2 separate regions of the Homo sapiens genome follow, and region 1 is linked to region 2. Evidence: chromatin loops called from intact Hi-C (ENCODE). Cell type or tissue: GM12878. All regions are shown on one strand. Each heading gives the region's core, and the rest is flanking DNA. Links, peaks and the distances in the headings are about the cores only. Region 1 has its middle 62 kb from the start of LINC02164. Region 2 overlaps EEF2KMT (eukaryotic elongation factor 2 lysine methyltransferase).

Region 1 (8,327 bases), core at 93-8,092, 67 kb after region 2:
GACACAGGAAGGGGAATATCACACTCTGGGGACTGTTTTGGGGTGGGGGGAGGGGGGAGGGATAGCACTGGGAGATATACCTAATGGTAGATGATGAGTTAGTGGGTGCAGCGCACCAACATGGCACATGTATATATATGTGACTAACCTGCACCATGTGCACGTGTACCCTAAAACTTAAAGTATAATAATAAAAAAAATTATAGAACTAAAAGGTACAATAACAAAAATTAAAAACTTGCTAAAAAAAAAAAAAAAAGAACACAACCATTTGTCTCTTAACTACCTATGACCTGGAAGCCCCTCCCTGCTTCGAGTTGTCTCACCTTCACCTGGAGTTGTCCCGCCTTTCCAGACTGAACCAATGTACATCTTACACATATTGTTTGATGTCTCATGTCTCTCTAAAATGTGTAAAACCAAGCTGTGTCCCTACCGCCTTAGGCACATGTTGTCAGGACCTCCTGAGGCTGTGTCACAGGCGTGCATCCTCAACCTTGGCAAAATAAACTTTCTGAATTAACTGAGACCTCAGATTTTTGAGGTTCATATAGTCTTAGGCCTTGAGAGCCCTCTCGTAGTTTCCATATTTTTGCCCTCTTGGATGCTGGCACCAAGCAAGCCTTGACTATCCTGCTTAAAGTGCCATTTGGAAAGGGGCTCTGGAGGGCGAGGGGCCACATGGAGGAAAACAAGGCTCCCCGGCTGACAGCCAGCACCAACTGCCAGGCACATGTGTCAGGCTGTCCTGGGTGTTCCGCCCAGCTGGCCCTCCAGCTGCAGGTAGCCACACAAATGAGCCCAGGTTAAACCAGCCAGGAATTCCCCATGCAACTCACAGGGTCATGAGCAATAATGACTTTTGGTGGTTTAAAGTTTCTAATTTTAGGTGCAATAGGTAACTGAAATAGCCCACAAGGGTGTGAGCCTGTGGAGGGTGCATTTCCCACCTGCTGAAGCTTCTCAATTCCCAGGATCCAATCCGGATAAGACTCTTGTTCTCAGTGTCCTTGATGGAAATGGCAATGAACTTTTTGCTGATTGGACCATCTCAGGGGAATCCCAAAGATTGGAAACTATTTTCTTTCTTAGAATCTTCCACACAGCATTGAGCCTTAGGAATTTGTAAGAAGGATATGGAATGAAAAACATCTTTTGAAAAGGTATTTGTGTAGCTTCAGTTCAGCAAGATTCATGGTGGGTATTAGACTAAGTGCTGGTGTTAAGCCAAACCGTGTTTTTCAAAGACTCATCTGGCCTCAAGGTTGGCAGGATCAGAGTGGCCTCCCAGGATCTATCACATCCTCAGAAGGGTGGGTTCAACTGGCATGTACCCAGATCTCTGTCAGCTAGTATGATACTCCCTTGAGTCAAAGGCTGCCACATCACATCTCCTTTAAGTCCCTCTCAGTACGACCCCAGAAACATTGACAAAATGTGCTATTAGTAAAGATTTCAGGAGGACATAAATGAAGAGATTATATTGCAAGGTACCAAAACTTCCATCTTTGCTAAAGACCCTCATCCAGGCTGGGCACGATGGCTCACGCCTGTAATCCCAGCACTTTGGGAGGCTAAGGTGGGCGGATCACCTGAGGTCGGGAGTTCCAGACCAACATGGAGAAACCCCGTCTCTACTAAAAATACAAAATTAGCCAGGTGTGGTGGCACATGCCTGTAATCCCAGCTACTAGGGGGGCTGAGGCAGGAGAATCGCTTGAACCTGGGAGGTGTAGGTTGCGGTGAGCTGAGATCGTGCCATTGCACTCCAGCCTGGGCAACAAGAGCAAAACTCCATCTCAAAAACAAACAAAAAAACAAAAAACCCTTATCTAATGGTCATGCCACTCTATCTGGCCATGTAATTTCTCCTCCTGGCTTTCTGTAGCAACAGCCTTCTGAGGAACCTCACTCTGCCTTTCAAAACCGCTTCAACTTGTACCCTTCATCAGCAAAGTATTTAGCTCAACATGTATGCCTCTGGGGGAGCTCATCCACATGTCATTTAAGGATATTTCCAGCAACATCATCTTCACTACCCCGGGACAGTCTTTTAGAGTGGATTATGTGCCTGTTGGATGGGGTCATCCTTATATTCAGCACAGTGTTTGTCCTGAAACTTTAATGGAGTGCTCCTAGTTTGATAACTTTTGCCATGACAAATAAATTGAATTTCTCTGTCTTAACAACAGATGTTTGAATACGGCCCCATGTCCCTCTCTGCTCCTTCCTGCCTTACTCCTCTCCTCTTCCTTCCCTTCCTTTTCAAGAGCAGGGTTTGTAAACTTTTTCTTGAAAGCATCAGATAGTAAATGTTTTAGACTTCGTGGGCCATACAGTCTCTTGTAGTAGTTTCTCAACTCTGCCACCCATAGCATGAAAGCAGCTGATATAGTTTGAATATGTGTCCCTGCCCAAATTTGATGTTGCAATGTAACCCCCAGTGTTAGAGGTGGGGCCTGGTGGGAAGAGACTTGATCATGGGGGTGGATTTCTCATGAATGACTTAGCATCATGCTTTTGGTCCTGTCCTTGCAATAGTGAGTGAGTTCTTGCAATATCTGGTTGCTTGTGAGTGTGTAGCACCTCCCTCCTCATTCTCTTGCTCCCGCTTCACCTTCTGCCATGATTGTAAGTTTCCTGAGGCCTCCACAGAAGCTCAGCGATGTCAGTGTCATGCTCCCTGTACAACCTACAAAACTGTGAGCCAATTAAACCACTTTTCTTTATACATTACCCAGTCTCAGGTATTTATAGCATGAGAGAACAGCCTAATCCAGCAGCCACAGACAATATGTAGCAAATGGGCATGGCTGTGTTGCAATAAAACTTTATTGACAAAAACATGTGCAAGCAGGTCAGATTTGGCCCATGGGCCGTAGTGTCCCAACCCTTGCTCTGGAATATTCTCTTCAGCCTGGATGGACATCTCTATGTGTTTTTTTTCTTTTTTTTTTTTTTTTTGAAACAAAGTCTCACTGTCGCCCACACTGGAGTGCAGTGGTGCAATCTTTGCTCGCCGCAACCTCTGCCCCCTGGGTTCAAGCAATTCTCCTGTCTCAGCCTCCCAAGTAGCTGGGATTACAGGCATCTGCCACCACACCTGGCTAATTTTTGTGTTTTTTAATAGAAATAGGGTTTCACCATGTTGGCCAGGCTGGTCTCCAACTCCTGACATCAGGTGATCCGCCCACCTCAGCCTCTCAAAATGCTGGGATTACAGGCGCCTGCCACCACACCTGGCTAATTTTTGTATTTTTAGTAGAGATGTGATTTCACTATGTTGCCCAGGCTGGTCTCGAACTCCTGATCTCAAGCCATCCACCTGCCTCTGCCTCCCAAAGTGCTGGGATTACAGGTGTGAGCCACTGCAGCTGGCCTCCAGATTTTTTTTTTTTTGACGATTGCTTATTTGTTTTGACTTTCATTTTCTTCCCCATCGTGGTAGCCATTTTCTGAATGCCTGTTAGTTTGTCCGTCTCCCTCCTCTGTAGTCCCTAGAGTCAGATGAACTCCTCTGCAGATGCAATGGTGTAACACTCTCTAGTGCTGAATTTTGAGCAGGAGAAAGAGAGCAAGAGTGACCAGCACCCTTGGAAACTGGCCTCCTGAGAATTTGGAGTCTTCTCTGCAAAGGTTGCAAACCTGTTAACCCACAGGCCAGAGAGAGAGAGAAGCCAGAAGCATGATCTGTTAAGCTTGAGTTTAATATTTGATGCACAGAGATCACTGAGTTTTTTGATAAGAATTAGAGGAGAAGACACGGCCACAGAGAACAATTTCTATCCCCAGGTGAGGATTCAGGAGATAATTCTGGGAACAGAACTTCCTGAGAACTGAGATGGGGGAAATCGCTGGTGTTAGAAGGGTGAAAAGGTCAGTAATTAAGCCTACGACTGTGCTCTGAGAGGCGAAAGAAGAAAATGAGACTGCCAGGCAGGAATAATGAGAAATCTTTGATGGAATTAGCCGTGCAGAACAGATACTAAATGCATCCTCATTCCTCTCATAGTCAAAAGTTTTTGCTTAAGCTGGATGGGAAAAAGAGAATCCCTTTTCACTAAGTATAAAAGAGAGGATTTTAGAGAAGGTCTCAGAAGAAAGAGATGTGGGGGTTTGGTGAAACTCACCAGAGGCTGAACCCTCTCCAGCATAACACAGGGATTGCGAGGAGCGGGGTAGCATTAGGCCAGGTGCATAGCCCAGTGCTGCTCTCTCTGGACTTTCTGCTCTCTCTGGACTTGTTTGCTAGCTGAGCTCATCCATTTGCATAATTTTCAGTTCCATTTCTCAGCTGATGAGTCCTGAACTTTTCCCTTGAGGCTAGACTTCTCCTTCAAGCAGCAGTCTTAAACACTCAACTTCTTTCTTGTTTTTTCCACTTGTCATCTCATGAACACCTCAACCTTGTGACATCCAAAGCCAAACTCGTGGCTTGGAGGAGTAGGTGATGGCTGTAATCCCAGTGGTATGAGAGGCCGAGGTGGGAGGATTACTTGAGGCCAGGAGTTTGAAGCCAGCCTGGGAAACACAGTGAGACTCCCTGTCTACAAAAAAAAAAAAAAAAAAAAAAAAAAAAATTAGCTAGGCATGGTGATGTGCATCTGTAGGATCTGGAGTCCTGCTACTTGGGAGGCTAAGGTAGGAGGATCACTTGAGCCCAGGAGTTTGAGGCTGCAAAGAGCTCTGATCACACCACTGCACTCCAGCCTGGGTGACAGAGCCAGACCCTGTCTTAAAAAAACCCAAAGCCAAACTCTCCTTTTCCTCCTCCTTCTCCATGGGCTCTGTCTGTGCCATCTCTGTTCTGTAAATGGCACCACCCCCTGCTCAGCTGCTCAAGGTGGTCATAACTCATGTGTTGTGCTAACTCTGCTTTTGCCCTCTTCTCCAGTCAGCAAGTCCTGTGATTCTAAACTTTATCCAACTTGTCCACTCTCTCTATCTTCACTGTCGTTATCTTTGCCTAGGACACCCTTATCCCAGCTGGGCTACAGCAGCAGCCTCCTAACTGGTCTTAACTGGTCCTCTGCACCTGCCCTCCATGCTCAGCAATCCATTTCCCACCTGGCAGCTTCACTGATCTTAAGGTTTCCATTGATTCTCATCCCTGCCTTTCCTGCCCATGGCACATAGAATAAAATCAAGACCCCGAGTCTTCTGCCTGTTCCTGCCACATCTCCAGCCCTCTCCTATCTCCTCCCCTTGGCCTACTCTATTTCAGCCACTCTGGCCTTCTTTTGTTTTCTTGGACTTTCAAATCTTTCTCCACAACAGGGCCTTTGCACTTGCTGCTTCAGCCTGGAATGATTTTCCTCTGCACCTCCCCAAATTAGACCATCCTTTAGGTCTCAGCTAAAATGGTGCTTCCACAGAGAGCTCTTTCCTGACTGCTTTGTAAAGTGGACTTCCTTGCTCTTCTCCACCTTAACCTCTATTATTTCTTGTTGCAGGAAGTCAGGGACCCCAAATGGAGGGACTGGCTGGAGCCGCGGCAGAGCAACATAAATTGTGAAGATTTCATGAACATTTATCAGTTCCCAAATAATACTTTTATAATTTCTTATGCCTGTCTTTACTTTAATCTCTTAATCCTGTTATATTTATTAGCTGAGGATGTACATCACCTCAGGACGGCTGTGATAATTGTGTTAACTCTAAAAATTGATTGTAAAACGTGTTTCAACAATATGAAATCAGTGCACCTTGAAAAAGAAGAGAATAACAGCGATTTTTAGGGAACAAGGGAAGACAACCATAAGGTCTGACTGACTGCAGGGTCGGGCAAAAAGAGCCATATGTTTCTTCTTGCAGAGAGTCTATAAACAGACGTGCAAGTAGGAGAGATATCGCTAAGTTCTTTTCCTAGCAAGGAATATTAATGTTAATACCCTGGGAAAGGAATGCATTCCTGGGGAGAGGTCTATAAATGGCTGCTCTGGGAATGTCTGTCTTATGCTGTTGAGATAAGGACTGAGATACGCCCTGGTCTCCTGCAGTACCCAAAGGCTTACTAGGGTGGGGAAAAACTCCGCCCTGGTAAATCTGTGGTCAGACTGGTTCTCTGCTCTCGAACCCTGTTTTATGTTGTTTAAGATGTTTATCAAGACAATACGTGCACCGCTGATCATAGACCCTTATCTTCTGCTTTTGCCCTTTGCCTTGTGATCTTTGCTGGACCCTTACCAGTAGTTCTGCCTTTGCCCTTTGTCCTGTTCCCTCAGAAGCATGTGATCTTTGTTGGACCCTTATTAGTAGTCCTGCTTTTTGCCCTTGGAAGCATGTGATCTTTGTACCTACTCCCTGTTCTTACACCCCCTCCCCTTTTGAAACCCTTAATAAAAACTTGCTGGTCTGAGACTCAGGGGGCATCACTGTCCTACCGATATGTAATGTCACCCCCAGCGGCCCAGCTGTATAATGCCTCTCTTTGTACTGTCTATTTCTCAGGTGGCTGACACTTATGGAAAATAGAAAGAACATACGTTGAAATACTGGGGGCAGGTTCCACCAATACTTCTTTCATGGATTTACTTATTTTTTGTTTGTCTCCCTCCATATCCTAGAAACTCCTGGAGGGCAGAGTCGTGCCTGCCATCTTCATCATTGCATTACCAGCACCCAGCACAGTGCCTGGCACAAAAGAGTTGCTCAATAAATAAATAAGGATGAATGGATAAATACACGGATAGGCACTTTGAACTACAGATGAGCTTAAATACTTTGTGTTTTTCTTAGGCAAACATGTGCAATTAAGCATGTGATAAATGATATGACCACACCTGTGTCTTGCCTGATGTTCTTTGCAATCACTATATGAAGTCAATTGTGCCTGTTTTCACAGTTCTGTTTTTAACCTAATGATCTGTTTCTTTTAACTTCTGGCATTTGCTTTGTTTGGCCTTTGTTACTTTGTCACTTTGTTAGCCTGACAAAGTGACAGATATTGGTATTTACTCTTTGGTTTAAATGTCATGAACTTTAAAAATGCCTTTGCTTTTGGTAAGAAACCCTAGTTAGGACAGTCTAGCGGTCGGGATGATTTGGGTTCTGCTGCAGTAACAACAATCCCCAAATCTCAGTGGGTTCATGCAGTGAGGTATTTGTTTGTTTGTTTTTGAGACAGGGTCTCACTCTGTCACCCAGACTACAGTGCAGTGGCGCAATCTCAGCTCACTGCAACCTCTGCCTCCCAGACTCAGTGATTCTCGTGCCTCCTGAGTAGCTGGGATTACAGGCCCGTGCCACTATTTTCTGGCTAATTTTTATACTTTTGGTAGAGAAAGGATTTCACCATGTTAGCCAGGCTAGTCTTGAACTCCTGACCTCAAATGATCCACCTGCCTTGGCCTCCCAAAGTGCTGGGATGACAGGTGTGAGCCACCGTGCCTGGCCACAGTGAGGCTTATTCTTGGTCACGTTGCATATCTGGGCTGTGTTAGGGCATTGTGGGGTGGTCTGTTCATTGTGTTCACTCAGGGATCCAGGCTGACAAAAGCCCCATCTCTGCATGTGTCATTGATCACCACTTCAGGGGAAAGGGAATGTGGTGGATCACAGAGCCTCTTAACACTTCCACCTGAAGGTGACTCAAGTTGCTCCTGCTCATGGTTCATTGGACAAAAAGGATCACAGAGTCACGGGCAACTTCTCTGTTTCTGGAAGGGGAACCAAAATGTGAATAGCTACATTGATTTTCCCTAGCTATTACACAGAAGGCCTCATTTAAACACAGCTACTTATTTGTGTTTTGAAGCTAATTGTAGTCTATCAACCTTCACAGAAGGTATGTGCACTTCCAAGCTATTATTAAGCACAGTTTTTTTTTTTTGAGACAGAGTCTCACTCTCTTGCCCAGGCTGGAGTGCAGTGGCATGATCATGGATCCCTGCAGCTTCCGCCTCCTGGGTTCAAGTGATTTTCATGCCTCAGCCTCCCATAGTGCTGGGATTACAGACACCTGCCACCGTGCCTGGCTATGTTTTGTATTTTTAGAAGAGATGGGGTTTCACCATGTTGGCCTGCTTGTCTGGAACTCCTGACCTCAGGTGATCCACCTGCCTCTGCCTCCCAAAGTGCTGAGATGACAGTCGTGAGCCGCCGCACCCAGCCTTGAGTATGATTTTTGATTCGGAAGGTCAGAGTTAGGGTTTTAGTCTGAGGACAGTATGGTGTGAAGGTGAAAAGCAGAGCTTGGCTGTGAGTTTGCTGGGATTCCTGTGCTGCTTCTACAGCTCTTTCGCTGTGTGACCGTCACCTTTGGCAAGTTCCTTTACCTTTCTATGTGTCGGTTTCCTCATCAATAAAATGGAAAAAATAATCGTAAT
Region 2 (8,318 bases), core at 2-8,001:
TGTCAGGTCTGAGGACAGTTGCTGGCCCACTATGGGGCCAGTTCCCCTTCTCTACAGTCACCCTGCTCGTCTTCCACCGACTGGGTGCTCAGGACAGTGGCGTGGTGGATCCGCCTGTACATCCTGTGCTCCAGCGTCCTGCAGGCCACAGCTGTGTCCAGCCCTGACCCCGACTGCCCCTCCCGCCACCTCCATTTTATAGATGAGGAAACCGAGGCCCAAGGGCTTAGGGAACCCTGCTCTGAAGCACACAGTAGGGCTGCTGGGCTCAGACCCTCCCTCCCTGTGCTGAGCTGCCCTCCTCCTGCCGCAAGCCCCCCACGCCCCAAGCCCACCCTGCTCACTGGCCTCTGCCTGAGTTCCCCCCATGGTGTGGGAGTGTGGGGCAACCTAGCTTTTCCCCGGCACCCAGTTCTTTCACTTCCACTGGCGTCCTGCAGGGACAGCTCAGGGACCATGCAGGCCCGGGTGGGCGTGGAGGCTCACCTAGCTCGGTGGTGAACAGCTGGCACGTCTCTGGGTTGCGGACGGTAAAGGCCACGTAGACCTCAGGAGCCCGCTGGTGCTCCCGGCAGGCAGCCAGCCTCCGCAGGACCCCGACCAGCGACATGATGGCTTCTGGGCAATACAGCACATCTATGGTGAAAGCTTCAGGTTACTGAAAGGGACCAGTGGACAGGTCCAGGTCATGCTGACGTCAGCAGCAGGGCGAGGCCAGAGAGGCAGCGGTCATATGAGACTAGTAGATGCCATTTGACCATTTGGGCCATTAGATGGAAAGGCAATTACTTGGGTGAAAAAGGAGAACCCTTAGTAGAGAAAGCTGCAAAAGACCGAAGCAAAAGAAAAAAATCTCCAGACTCACTGGTGTTCCTTAAAAAACCAGCTCTGGTTCTTGGCCTATCTAGAGGGCTTTGAATGACACAAAGCCTGACCCTGCCATGAACTTCATGTTTCAGGCATCTGCTGATTTGTCTGCTGGCTTGCAGGGGTGGGCTTGTGTCCCTGGCCACCGCTGGACCTGTGGGTTTCAGGGCTGGGACCTAGGACCACAGGCAGAGCTCTGTTCCACCAGAGAGGGGACTGAGTGTGCTGGCAGGGGTGAGGGGTTTTCGGTGGCCCAGCCAAACACCACCTTCTCTCAAGGGCCCTGTCTTCGTCCCAGAAGTGGTTGTTTTCCTCCTGTGGTCTCTGAAGGACACAGGGCATGGCTCTGGGACAGAGCCATGTGGTAACGACTGGAACGGGAGTATGCCTGTCTCCAAAAAGAGGGCTGTGGGTTGAAGGTCACCTTAAGAGGCACCCCTGTCCTGTGATGTCACCCTGGAGGCCCAGAGTAACTCTTCTGGAAGCCCCATCATGTCCATGCCCGACAGCGTCCATTGTTCCCTTTTCCCAGAGCCAAGAGCTGGGTAGAGCTGCAAGGACACCACCTGCACAGGGTGCCCGGGGCTGGGCATTACCTGCTGCAATGACAACATCTGGCTGGAAGGCAGAGAGCTGATGGACCGTCGCGACGTCCCAGTCCAGCTGGGCCACTGTCACCCTGGGGCTGTCTAACTTGGCAGTGATGTCTGCCTCTAATGAGAGGCCATTGAGAAGGACATTCCCTCGGAGCTGCTCAAGGACCCGGCTGTGACAGTCGCTGAAGATGTATGCCCGGGGGCGGCACATCTTGCAGATGGCCAGGCCTGTGAGGCCAGCACCACTGCCAAGCTCTAGGACAGTCCTGGCGGGAGGAAAGGGGACCGTGTCTGCGACTGCACCAGGGTAAGCCTGCCTCGGTGCCCTGCCCTGCGCCCCGAGGTCACCTGTTAGTGAAGACTGCCGGGTTCTCGATGGCCCATTCTGCAAGGTAGAGGGCGGCGTCCCATGTGACCAGGCCTGTGGTACCGTAGGAGATGATGGCCGTGCTCTCGGAGAGTGTGACCGAGCCTCCCGAGGGCTGCACCAAGAGAAGGCGAGAGAGTCAGTCCAGCGATCAGAAGGCAAGTGGCTTAGAAGACAAGTAGCCCCACCACATGGCTGAATAAACCATGACAGGACCAATCGCCACTCAGCAATGAGAAGCAGCTAACTGTTGGCATGCCAACAGCTTTCACGGGCCTCAAGGGTGTCACGCGGTGTGAAAGACACTCATCTCAGGCCACACAGGATTCCATTCATCGAACCTTCCTGAGACAACGGAATTCTGGCGATGGAACACATGTCAGTGGTGGCCAGGGGACAGGTGTGGCTATGAAGGGGTGGCTGCCTTGTGATGATTCAATATGCTGTTTTTCCTTTGTGGTTTTCTGTATCTATGTTTTATCTTATTTTTTTTTGAGCTCTGTCACCCAGGCTGGAGTCAGTGGCACGATCTTGGCTCACTGCAACCTCTGCCTCCTGGGTTCAAGCAATTCTCCTGCCTCAGCCGCCCAGGTAGCTGCGAATACAGGCGTGTGCCACCATGTCCGGCTACTTTTTGTACTTTTTTTTGAGACAGAGATTTGCTCTCGTTGCCCAGGCTGGAGTGCAATAGCATGATCTTGGCTCACTACAACCTCCACCTCCTGGGTTGAAGAGATTCTCCTGCCTCAGCCTCCCTAGTAGCTGGGATTACAGGTGCCCACTACCACACCCCGCTAATTTTTGTATTTTTAGTAAAGATGGAGTTTCACCATGTTGGCCAGGCTGGTCTCAAACTCCTGACCTCAGGTGATCCCCCCGCCTCAGCCTCCCAAAATGCTGGGATTACAGGCATGAGCCACCACGCCCGGCCTGATTTTTGTATTTTTAGTAGAGACAGGGTTTCACCATATTGGCCAGGTTGGTCTCGAACTCCTGACCTCAGATGCAACCACTTCGGCCTCCCAAAGCGCTGGGATTACAGGCGTGAGCCACCACGCCCAGCCCTGTCAAGTATTCTTTGAGGACTGGGCACCAGGTCCTTGTGAAGCAGGTAGTGTGTGTCACCTATTGGATAAGTGCCCAACAACTCCACGAGACATGCTGTTGTTGTTGAAGTGCCTGATTTACAGACAGGGAAACTGAGGCTAAAGAAGGTTGACGGACCTCATGTCTAAGACTGTAGAATGGGTGAGTCAGGATTTGAACCCACACCCACGTTTTCACTTTGTCTGTGCAGGAAGGGTATCTGGGCTGTGAGGGGGAGGAGGGTGCCCTTCTCATACCAGCAAATAGCTCCGGTGGCCCTGGGTGGACTCCTTGGCCATCAGGGTCTCCGCCAGCGCTTCATACAGCTCGTCCAAAGGCTCTGTGTGGACAGCCTCGTGCTGGGGGCAGACAGAGTGAGAGCTTGTTTGCTTTCGTTCTAATCTGTAAAAATGGCCAGATGATTTTCACCAAGTTTGGAGGGGAGATTTGCGATGGAATGGTATAATACCGGCCAGCTGCCATATAAAATATTCACTTCGTTGGGCTTGGTGGTGTGTGCCGAATAGTCCCAGCTACTCTAGAGGCTGACATGGGAGGACTGCTTGAGCCCAGGAGTTCGAGGACAGCCTGGGCAACAGAGACCTTGTCTCTAAAAAAAAAAATTCACTTGGTAGGGAAACCTGGATGGGAGGGCCTTGAACCAGAGGTGTTGGGAGGGTAGGGTTAGGTGTAGTCTAGGGCAGGAGACAAGGATTCCGTGAGAGTTGCCAGGTGACCATGATAGAGAGCCGTGTTTGGATCAAACACAGAGAGGAGGAAAACAAAAGGTGCTTTTAAGTGAGCCCAGGCAGAAGTGTGAGGGCGGCCCATGCTGCAGGCTGTGGCTGTCAGCAGGCCGCTTCTCCACAGCTGGCCCCGTCCTATGATTCACAGGGCAGCAGCAGAGTACACTGGGTGACTGCTGCCCTCTCCTGGTGGCACAGGGCAGACCTGCTGGTGACCACAGATGCATGCTTCTGGGGAGGACTAGGGAGAAAGCAGGTATTGGAGAAGCAGGGGATTGTTTATTTGCTAAAAGTGTGGCTCTTTCACTCAGCAGGTCTGCTACTGCCTACTGAGGAGGCCTCTCGACATCCTCATGTCAAACCCTGCATGTTCGGGCGCATCTTTAAAATCCATCCTAGGCCAGGTGCGGTGGCTCATGCCTGTAATCCCAGCACTTTGGGAGGCCGAGGCAGGCGGATCACCTGAGGTCAGGAGTTCGAGACCAGCCTGGCCAACATGGTGAAACTCTGTCTCTATTAAAAATAAAAAATTAGCCAGGCATGGTGGCGTGTGCCTGTAGTCCCAGCTTCTTAGGAGGCTGGCATGACAGTTGCTTGAACCCAGGAGGCAGAGGTTTCAGGGAGCCGAGATTGTGTCACGGTAATCCAGCCTGGGCAACACAGTGAGACTCTGTCTCAAAAAAATAAATAAATAAGTAAAAAATAAAATTCATCCTTTATCAGTCAGGAAAGAGCTCATTCCAGCAGGATTAATGCAGAGAATTCACCAGAGGAACTAGTTCCGAAGGTATGGCAAGAGCTAAATCTTCCAACAGGGGCCTGTGGGGCAACCCAGAGACGGACAAGAGCAGGAAACTCCAAACCCTTCAGCGGGCAGGACAGAGGGTGCGGGTGAGGGTTCCAGTGCTGTGGGCTGGGCCAGCCTGGTAGGAATGAGAATCCATATGCTAGGAGCTGGGGCCCCAGAGGAGCAGCTGCCGTGGAAACCCCAGGAGGCAGAGTGAGGGAGAGATGCTGGCCTCCCCTTCTTCCCGCCCTGCACTGTCTCCCATGGGTCACATGTGGCTGCAGCCAGTTGCCTGGGGAGGCCCCTGCCATGCTGGGGTTTGCAAAGCAGGCCCAGGGCCTGGGAAGGACGGGGGCTCCAGCACGCAGGTGGCTATGCTGTCCGGCTACTGGGCGGACACTGCCCATAACTGACCTTTTTGATGAGTTCTGAGAGAAAGCACCGGGCATATTTGACGGACGGCGGGTGCTTCACACACACAGGATGCTTCACAGTCTACGGCAAAGGACAGAACGTTGGTTGCTCGAGAGCCCGTCTTAAGTCTCCTATGAGCTTCAAGCCAACACAGCAGAGGGCAAACTCCAGGCTACCCGATCCCTCAGCAAAGATGTAGATGGACACAGCGTTTTGGCCCCATGCATCTGAAGTTTGTCTTAAGATATAAGCTGTTTCCTAAAAATGCTTCCACTGCAGTGGCACAGGCTATGGCAGCATTTCTAACGCCCATTCTGAGCAGGAACACAGGGCATGTGGGCCCAAACCGCCTCCCTCCCAGGGGAGCCAGTGTGAACCAGGGTTTGCAGTAAGGACAGTCGCCAACGGTCTGGCTCTATGGAAGAGGCGGGAAGGCCCACTCGGCAACTGCTCTCTTGGAGTGTGTGTCCCTGGGGACAGGATGGAGGGGACGGGACGCTCCGGGTGACACTCCAGCTAAAGCCCAGAGAAGCCAAATGCAGGATGAGCAAGTTCTAGGCAGTGGGAACAGCTGGTGCAAGCTCTGAGGTGGCCACAGCCTGGCACTTGGAAAGGAGGGCAGAGGGACTGGTGCAGCAGGAGTGGGGACGGCGGGAAAACAGGAGCCTGGAGGGAGAGGGAGGAGACGGTCCACAGTGCCTGCTGGCTGGGAGGGATGCAGATTCTGCCCAAGGGCAGCAAAGTACCCCACGCAATACACAGGCTCTTCAGGCTGGTGCTGGTTTTTCATTTATTCTGACACAGAGTCTCGCCCTGTTGCCCAGGCTGGAGTGCAGTGGCCCGATCTTGGCTCACTGCAGCCTCTGCCTCCTGGGTTCAAGCGATTCTCCTGCCTCAGCCTCCTGAGTAGCTGGGACTATAGGCATGTACCACCACGCCCAGCTAATTTTTGTATTTTTAGTAGAGATGGGTTTTTGCCATGTTGGCTAGGCTGGTCTGGAACTCCTGACCTTAGGTGATCTGTCCACCTCAGCCTCCCAAAGTCCTGGGATTACAGGTGTGAGCCAGTGCACCCAGCCTTGTGCTGGGTTTTAAAGCAGCTCTCCCTACATTTCATGCTTCACCACCTACGAGAGTGAGGCTCAGGGTGAAACTCAGAGCAGGGTGCGAGATAACTTCAGGTATCTCCATGCTCGAAGCCCTGGTATTGCCCCGAAAGTTTTCCCTGCTGTGGCTGTATCTTTTCCACATGGATAATCTTGGTTCACCTCTAGCACAGGAATTCTTCACCGGGGCTCCTAGGATGGGCTGGGTGGGTGGGGGTGGAGGATATCTGCCTCCTGAGTTTGTATGGAAAATGTATTCTTCTGGTGCACTTCTTTCTGCGAGGGAGTCTATTGCTTGGTCTTTTCAGAAGGGCTCATGGCCCTTCGAACGTGAAGACCCAGGATGCAGGGTGATCTGCACTTGGCCCTCAAGGCCAAGGTCAGGCTGTGGCTGGGCCGGGTGGTGATCCTGCCTCTCACCTGCAGGCAGATGCACTTGAGTCCAAACCCCACCCTGGGCAAAGCAAGGGCCCATTTAGGTCTAGAGGAGACAGGAGTGGGCAGGACAGGCCTCATGAAAGCAAAAAAGAAAGTCTCTGAACATCAACCAAATGCTAGAAGCTGTTTTGCACCTGTCATCTCTGTTTTTGCTGTGGATGGTTTAAAAAACATTCCCTAGATTCCCCCCTCTCATTGCAGGTTTTTGTATATTCTGAAGTCTTTGTCTAAGTCTTAAATAGAAAACGAAAGCGCTGGAGCTGTCAGAGGTGCTGACACCCACCTGCAGTGCTGACTCAATGGTTTTGTTTTTTGAACAGGGGTGTTTTTAAAGGGTACAAGCACACCTGCAGTTCTTCTCTCAGGTCTTCTGGAGAGATTCAGGAGGCAGGGTCATGAGTCCCAGGGACTCTGGGATTCTTACCTTGTGCAAAATATCCCGCAGCAGCTCAGAATCTGATGAGTCTCTTAACTTTGCTTCTAAGCTCTGTGTGGAGGGGAAAGAGAGAAATCTCAAGGGCGCATTCACAGGAACATTAAACACGCAATAGAATGTGTTGGCAAAGCGCTGTGTGATCCCTCCCTGGGGACGTGGAGCCAGTTGGAAGTGGAAGCCACAGCGGCTGAAAGCCTGACATTCAGATGTCGCAGGGTGCACCTGGATGAGTCACAGGAAGAAGGCTGACTTTTGGCCACATTAGTCCTGGCTACTTAGCGGCCACCCGGGTCATGGGCCAGCTCCCTGGTTGCACTGCTCAGCCAGGAATTACCAGGGCAGCCATGGCACCAAGGTTTGATGGGCTTGCCATCTAAGTGGAGATGCAGAATGTGCCCATACCAGCCTGAGTTACATTATCCTCTTACAGGGGCCTCAAGCCCAGCAGCGAGCCTTGGCTCCCGAGTTAGGCAGACTGTCTCGGCTGGTATGTGACACAGGGCAAGGCACTTCATTGCTTCAGAGCTCCCTCCATGCCATAAAAGGCCCTACAAGACCTGGTCCTAATCCCTCTCTCTGGCCTGTTCTCCCTCACCCCTGGCCCACCCTGCTCACTCCACTCCAGCCACACTGGCTGCCTTGGTGTTGTTCCTCAACCACAGCTGGCTTGTTTCCACCACAGGGCCTTTGCATATCCTGTTCCCCAAGCCCTTCCCATGGCTGGCTGCTTCACCACTCAGGCCCCAGTTCAAATGCCACCTCTTTGGGGAAGGCTTCCCTGATTCCCTGACTTTGGTGACTCTTCTTCCCAGTTCCCGCATTCACTATTTCCCTGTTTTATTGGCTTTAAAGCCACTGTCATCTGGTCTTTTCTTGTTTATTTATTTGTTTATTCTCTGGCTCTCCCATGCAAGCAGAGCCTCATCTGTCATGGGTACTGCTGATCCATGGTGCCTGGCTCACAGAAGGCATTTATTAAACATTTTGAGACTGAATAAAAACACTAGCTAACACCAACATGTATTTACCATGAGCCAGGCACTGATCCACAGGCTTTTGTACTCAACCCTGACAACAACCCTAAGAGGTAGGTATCATTATATCCCCCATTTTATTAATAAGAAAACAGCACAGAGAGATGCAGTCACTTGCCCAAGGTCACACAGGGCCAGGGGCTGGGCCAGGATTCGAAGCAGACAGGCTGTCTCCTGGGTCTGAACTCTCAACTACTGCACCCTAATCAAACAATCCCTCTGGTCAAATGTGAGTGGTAATAATAGTACCCACCTCGTGGGTGTTGAGGGTGAGCCCAAGTTAGCATTCAGCGTGGGCATGTGAACAATTACAGTCAATACTGAATGGAGACCTATGATGCTTTTATGAAGGTTTCTATTTTGGGTTAAAAATGCACGAATTTCTCTTGACCAGAAATGATCTCTGAGTGCAAATATTTTATGTCAATGGAATAACGCAAA

The links. A loop is a pair of places that touch in the nucleus more often than their neighbours do. Peaks named below come from ENCODE experiments on the same cell type or tissue, not always from the same donor. Only the 100,000 strongest peaks of a DNase experiment are listed, where the experiment ranks them.
Region 1: a loop joins it to region 2, with 2.3 times the contacts of the local background. A loop is called at or near these places in 2 of 110 quality-filtered maps.

The regions. Positions count from the first base shown.
Region 1 is chr16:5,155,877-5,164,203 of GRCh38, forward strand. No RefSeq gene overlaps it. Among named protein-coding and RNA genes, the nearest start is that of LINC02164, 62 kb to the right of the region's middle. RefSeq lists an enhancer at 671-950. In GM12878, for the core only: no CTCF peak of the experiment used is centred there; DNase peaks (open chromatin) are centred at 812, 1,157 and 4,325; H3K4me3 peaks cover 1,202 bases; H3K27ac peaks cover 3,821 bases.
Region 2 is chr16:5,088,621-5,096,938 of GRCh38, forward strand. EEF2KMT (eukaryotic elongation factor 2 lysine methyltransferase) reads right to left here. Exons shown (of 8, transcript NM_201400.4): 2 at 6,832-6,894; 3 at 4,864-4,944; 4 at 3,174-3,275; 5 at 1,812-1,945; 6 at 1,464-1,729; 7 at 487-636. Among named protein-coding and RNA genes, the nearest start is that of EEF2KMT, 5.0 kb to the right of the region's middle. RefSeq lists enhancers at 1,137-1,637, 1,638-2,138, 6,753-7,305. In GM12878, for the core only: a CTCF peak has its summit at 3,852 (motif pointing left); a DNase peak (open chromatin) is centred at 3,833.